Linked DNA regions of Mus musculus: region 1 is linked to region 2. Evidence: chromatin loops called from intact Hi-C (ENCODE). Cell type or tissue: heart. All regions are shown on one strand. Each heading gives the region's core, and the rest is flanking DNA. Links, peaks and the distances in the headings are about the cores only.

The links. Hi-C counts contacts between places; a loop is a spot of excess contacts. Peaks named below come from ENCODE experiments on the same cell type or tissue, not always from the same donor. Only the 100,000 strongest peaks of a DNase experiment are listed, where the experiment ranks them.
Region 1: a loop joins it to region 2, with 9 times the contacts of the local background. A loop is called at or near these places in 1 of 42 quality-filtered maps.

The regions. Positions count from the first base shown.
Region 1 is chr11:106,705,467-106,708,378 of GRCm38, forward strand. All of the region lies in intron 2 of Pecam1 (platelet/endothelial cell adhesion molecule 1), which reads right to left. Among named protein-coding and RNA genes, the nearest start is that of Pecam1, 8.4 kb to the right of the region's middle. In heart, for the core only: no CTCF peak of the experiment used is centred there; a DNase peak (open chromatin) is centred at 1,805; H3K27ac peaks cover 385 bases.
Region 2 is chr11:106,380,902-106,383,803 of GRCm38, forward strand. Icam2 (intercellular adhesion molecule 2) reads right to left here and starts at 1,880. Exons shown (of 4, transcript NM_010494.2): 1 at 1,529-1,880; 2 at 1-38. The coding sequence starts at 1,583. In heart, for the core only: CTCF peaks have their summits at 308 (motif pointing right) and 1,157 (motif pointing left); DNase peaks (open chromatin) are centred at 1,200 and 1,830; H3K4me3 peaks cover 1,806 bases; H3K27ac peaks cover 2,128 bases.

The DNA of each region.
Region 1 (2,912 bases), core at 284-2,783, 320 kb after region 2:
TTTTATTATTATTGTTTGTTTGTTTGTTTGTTCGTTTGTTTGTTTTTCTGAGACAGGGTTTCTCTGTGTAGCGCTGGCTGTCCTGGAACTCACTCTGTAGACCAGGCTGGCCTCGAACTCAGAAATCCACCTGCCTCTGCCTCCCAAGTGCTGGGATTAAAGGTGTGCACCACTAAGCCTGGCTATTTGGAAGTAGTTGTTTTTTTTATTTTTAATTCCTGTAGTCTTTTTGCTTCTATTTGTTGAAACAGGAATGCTAGCACATCTGCATTTCTTGGTAATTATTTTTCTCTTGATGCTAGGAAATTGACGCCAGTGCCCTTCAAATGCTAGGCAAGCACTTGGCCACTGAGCCATACCTTACCCAGCCCCACTCCCCTACCTCCGTATTTTTTGGTGACTGAGGCAAGGTGCCCGTGGTAATAACAAACCCTGGGCCTCATGGATAATCACTTCTCTCCTTCACATTGCAGGACAACTATAGGAAACACTACAGGGGCCTCTCCAGGCCAGGCACTGTCCACAGTGCTGAGTGGGTCAACAACACGCCCTCCGCCCCCCCCCCCACTTCATAATAGATGCAAAAGAATTAAGATCAAACAAAACATTACATACTGTTACTGTTCATACTATTGTTCCTTCCGTTGTTCGTTTTTATCATGTGCATGTGTGTATTCTGCATATGGGTTTATGTACATTAACGCAATGTCCAAGGAGACTAGAAAGGGGTGTCCATTCCCTGAAGAGGAGCTAGAGTTATGGGCAGTTGTAGCTGCCCAACATGGCTGCTGGGCACCCCTCCTCTGCAAAAGTAGTAAGAACTCTTAACTCTTGTGCCATCCCTATCTTCCCTTCCCTACTGTCAATCCAACCAGCCCAGTTCATCAGTTGGAATCCCAGGAATGCTTCCCCAAAGGGAATTCGGTTCCACCTAAATAAAGACATGCTAGAAGGGACTTGTCTTTCTTTGAAAGGAAGTCTCCGGCCTCCAGGCAGCTGTGAGCAGCTATCTGAAGCATCCCACCCTACAACTCCGGCCTTGTCATTTCCCTCCTTTTCTATTTCCTCTTCCCCCTGATAGTGATCAAAGTCTGGAAGGGGATACCCTGAGCATCAGCCTCCGAGGCCCCCATGCTCTCTGCCTCGCTGCTGCCCGCTACCCCCCATTGCAAAAGGCATGGCTTGCTCTCTCCTTCATTCCCCTGAAATTTTATAATTTGGCTGTTCTGTCATTTTTCTCAAACTCGAACTGTCCTCTAGGTTTAACCAAAAACAAAAAAACCTCAATTAAAGCACCAAGTGTGGCTTTTTGTTGTTTTTGAGACAGCAACTCACTATCTTGGCTGGCTTGGAACTGGTAAGGTAGATCAGGCTGGCTTCGAATTTACAGAAATCCACCTGTTTCTGCCTCTTGAGTGCTGGGATTAAGAGATGTGCCACCACACTTGGCATGTGTGGATTTTTTTTTAAGATTTATTTATTTTATGTATATGAGTACACTGTAGCTGTCTTCAGACATACAAGAAGAGGGCATCAGATCCCATTACAGATGGTTGTGAGCCACCATGCGGTTGCTGCGAATTGAACTCAGGACCTCTGGAAGAGCAGGCAGTGCTCTTAATCTCTGAGCCATCTCTCCAGCCAATGTGTGGCTTTTGTAAGGAGGGTGGTATTGACACGGCTGATTTCTTTGACACACATCCACTTGTGTAACACGCACCTGGATCACTGGGAGGAACCTCATGTCGCCACTCAGCCAGCAGGAGTATCACAGGACGGAAGAGGGGGAAACCTTGTAGAAAACTCAAGAGGCCAGGTGCTGTGGCACACACCTCTAATTCTAGCGCTCCGGAAGCAGAGAAGAAAGAACTGCCAAGAGTTTGAGGCCACTCTGGGTCTACAATGCAAATTCCAGGCCAGGCAGGATTACACAGTGAAACCCTGCCTCAAGGGGAGATGGGGGTGCGGGGAGAGAAATGGCTCGGTGATTAAGAGCACTTGTTCTTGCAGAACTAGGATTTCATGCACTGACATGGTGGCAGCTCACGACCATCTAATACACATGAAGAATAAATAAATAAAAATAAAAATAGGGCCGTTGAGACAGCTTAGCAAGCAAAGGTACTTACTGCTGTGCCTGAGTTTGTGGAATCCCAGGACCCACAGGGTAGAAGAGAATTAACTCATGCAAGTTATCCTCTGACCTCTAAAAGCACCTCACAGGCTGCACACAAGCTCAGGCACACACACTAAATAAACATGCATTCAAAATTTTAAATAAAGAAAATTTCCCAAATGAGCCAGGCCAAGCCCTAACGGAGAACATAACCAGCTTCGATAACGTGGCAGCCGCTCTGCCCTAGACAGCCTCCAAAACAGCCCTCGGCCCTGTTACATCTCCCACATGACCATACCAAGGCTATCACAGGACTGACTCCCCCAATGGAGCCAGGACACTCCTCCTGATGTTAGTGTACAGCTTCCATCTAGTCAAGCTCTCTCCTCCAGGACCTCAGCCCTGGGTCAAAAGTCACATCCTGCAAGAGCAGCTAAGAAGGCGGTGTCTCACAGGATGATGAACGGAGGCCTTCAGTGTAGCCACAAAAGTCAGCTCAAAAGCAGACACCCAGGCTTAGTCAGCCTTCGTGGAACAACTTTGACCTTGACCAAAAGGGTCTATCATCACAAGATTGTGAGCCAGAGTTACCCACAAGACTGGGTGAGGTGCTGAGTTTATACTACTTCCAGCCAGAGTCTTGGAATAATTCAAGATTTTAAAAAAGATATTTGTTTATTTTAAGATAATCTTGCTATGTAGCTCAGGCTAGCCTTAAACTCTTCACAATCCTGCCTTGGTTTCCCAAGTACGGGGACTACAGTGTGAGCTGGCACACCCCTCTCCCAGCCCCTTT
Region 2 (2,902 bases), core at 1-2,500:
GGACCATATGTAGACCTCAAAGGCCTTCTCACCAGACCCTGTAAAACCAAAAGCACTTGGCAGCAGACGTCTCTGATGCCTGTCCTTGGGGCTCTCTATTACCAGTGGCCCAAGGAGACAGGTCACCTTTGGTTGGCCCCTTTCCTCCAGTCCCTTTATCAGTCAGCCCTAGGTCAGTCTTCCTCAAGCCTACTTTCGGCTTCCTTAAGCTCCCGTACAATGTTCCCTCTGTCATGAAGACACCTCTGAGAATGGAGGTAAACTCTGAGCTCACATCACCATCGAAAACTGACAGGATGCCCTCTGGGTGGCGGCAAAGCTCCAGGGAAAGAGAGTAGAGGTAGTGGAGGGACTCCATTTTTAATAACGTAGCTAATAAGAGATGTTGAAGCAAAGACAGAGGGAGGTAGAGAACCTTTCATGCGCTGTGGGAGCACCTTGCAGATAAACGGAGCCGCTGGCTCGCAGACCTGCCATCGGGAGCATGCGTTCATGAAGCAATGGAGAACGGAGATGACCAAACCTTAGCAAGGAAGAGGAATGGTGGAAATAAGACCAGAAAAGCAACAGGCCACCATCAAAAGGACCTGTTGCATAAAGCTCATAATTTATGTTGATGCTCTGTAGACATCGTTGGAGCCAGGACATTTAGGCTGGGCCTGAGTTTCCCATGTTTCTCTTTATGGTGACTACACAGCTCTATGCAGGACAGACATTTGGGATGTACCTGGTGTAAGACAATGGGGCCCTCGGTATTCACCTCCACTCTGTGAGGACCACGATGGTCCTGGATCCTGGCTAGCAGGGTCCCTACACATGGCTTGTCTTTCTCCCTCCCCACTCAGCCATCAGCTAGTGACATTCAATTCAGCGGCAAAGGAGGGGCTTTCCATGTAGATAGTGCTGGACTTGAACTTTCAACGTTGGTTATATATATTCTTTCTGTGAGCCTCAGTTTCTTCACTTGTTAAAAGGGATCATGTGCCCTCCCCTGGGTCCTGAGTGCAATTAGGCTTGGAAGCGTTTGGCAGGTTGTCTAAGACATAGGACACTCAGCACGTAGAGGCTGTGTCCTTCCAGGTCTCCTTGACCCACTGAAACAGCTTTCATTTTCATTTTGTTCTGCCAGTGAGCACAGTATCATCGGCTGCCCTCTGCTGTCCACTAGGCCCCTTTGGCATGCTGCCTCATCTCCGCTTAGCCCCTGGCATTCCTTCTGGAGTCTCCCATTTACCCACTGTCCACCACCCCCAACGTCGGTAGCCTGTCACATCAACATTCATTGATGAATGTTTCATCGACATTCCCAGATCTCTGAGTTTGTTCCCTCTAGTATCCAAAAGGCCTTGATCCTAGTCCTTAGCCTGGGGCCATGAGAAACCAAAGCCAGGCTGACACAGTCTTCTTTACCTATGGTGGAGAGGCCTCTGTGGCCAGGATGTCCCCTTCCCCCACCCCGATGCCTGAGGAGTATTAGTACTTCCCACCCTAAGATGCCATGTGCTGAAACCCCTGGGAGCTGGCTTACCTGGGCTGTAGAACAGGATAAGAAGAGACAGGCTCCAGCAAGCAAAAGAAGACATCTCAGGTGGGGTCTGTGGGGTCTGTGGAGTCTATGGGCTTCAGGGGCACAGCTGACGGCTGCCTGGAGGGTTAGGGAGAGATGTCTGCTACAGGTCGGGGAGTGAAGCCTGGCGCTCCCAACTGAAATCCACAATCTCCTCTGTGCCAGTGAGCTCATTTCCTCTAATTATCTGAGATCAGGAAACAATATGCACAGACCAGCTCCCAAGCCTTTAGGGCCTCAAGAATTCATGCAGAGGAAGCCAGGAAGCAGCAGATAAGCAGGGGTGTAACAGGGTTCTCTCACGTTGCATGCTCCCTGTGCGGGGATAGGAAAGCAATGGGAAATCACATGCAGGAAGTGTGTGTGCATGCATGAATGTGTGCAAGCTTGCATGCACTTACGTGTTTTGTGTGTGGGTGGGGGGAGTGTACATGGAATTTCTTTAACTGTACATTGGGCAGAGTGAGGTCTCCAAGATTCAGATCAGGGGAACTCTGAATTCTACCAGGCCTCGGTTGGCGTCATCTCTGGAAAGATGATATCCAAAGTTAGAACGCAGTCACATAGTAATCTCTTGCTAATGCCCTGCGTATATCTGCATGTCTCAATGTCTCATTTAGTTTCCAGCAGAAGCCTAGCCCTAATTCAGCCAACACAGGGCTCAGAGATTGCAAAAGGGCAGCCCACAGTCGTCTCCTGGGGCCCAGGAGGTCAGGAAACAGTGCCTACAACCTATTCCCAAACCCTAGACTCTTTCCTGGCCTTGTCAGTTAGTGCTTTCCTGTGCATCTCCTTACTTCAGGCAGGACCTTGGTCTTCCTAGCCTTCCTTCCGGGCACACTTCACCACAGGCAGAGAACTTTGGATACACGGCCTTCCCAGGAGGCACTGTGTTCACCATATTTAGTCAACCTTACTGTCTTAGTTCTGTCTTAGAACCTGGGGGATAGGCAGGGCAAAAGCAGGCCTCCTTGCTTTCTCGGTAGAATCCCAGAAAGGGCCTATCCAAAGGAAGCCCCAGGGTTTTGAGGGCTCATTATTGGAGCTCAGGAAGCCACCTGCAGGACCAGCTCCCAGTCCATTGTGTCCTCCAGATTTCAAGTAGAGGAAGCCTCAATGGCTCAGCCAGTGACCCTGTGACATCCTGTCCTTCCCACAGTGCTGAGTAGTGGCTGTTGTATATAGCTATCTAGTGCAGATGTTATCAGCCTGGATCAAGGGAAGTCCCCACATGAGGCTGTTGGGCTTTGAGATTCCACCAGAAAGCGAAGACCAGGTAAGGAGAGAAAAGAGGGAGAAGGGAGAAGTGGGGTGGGGTAGAGTGGGGGGAGGGTG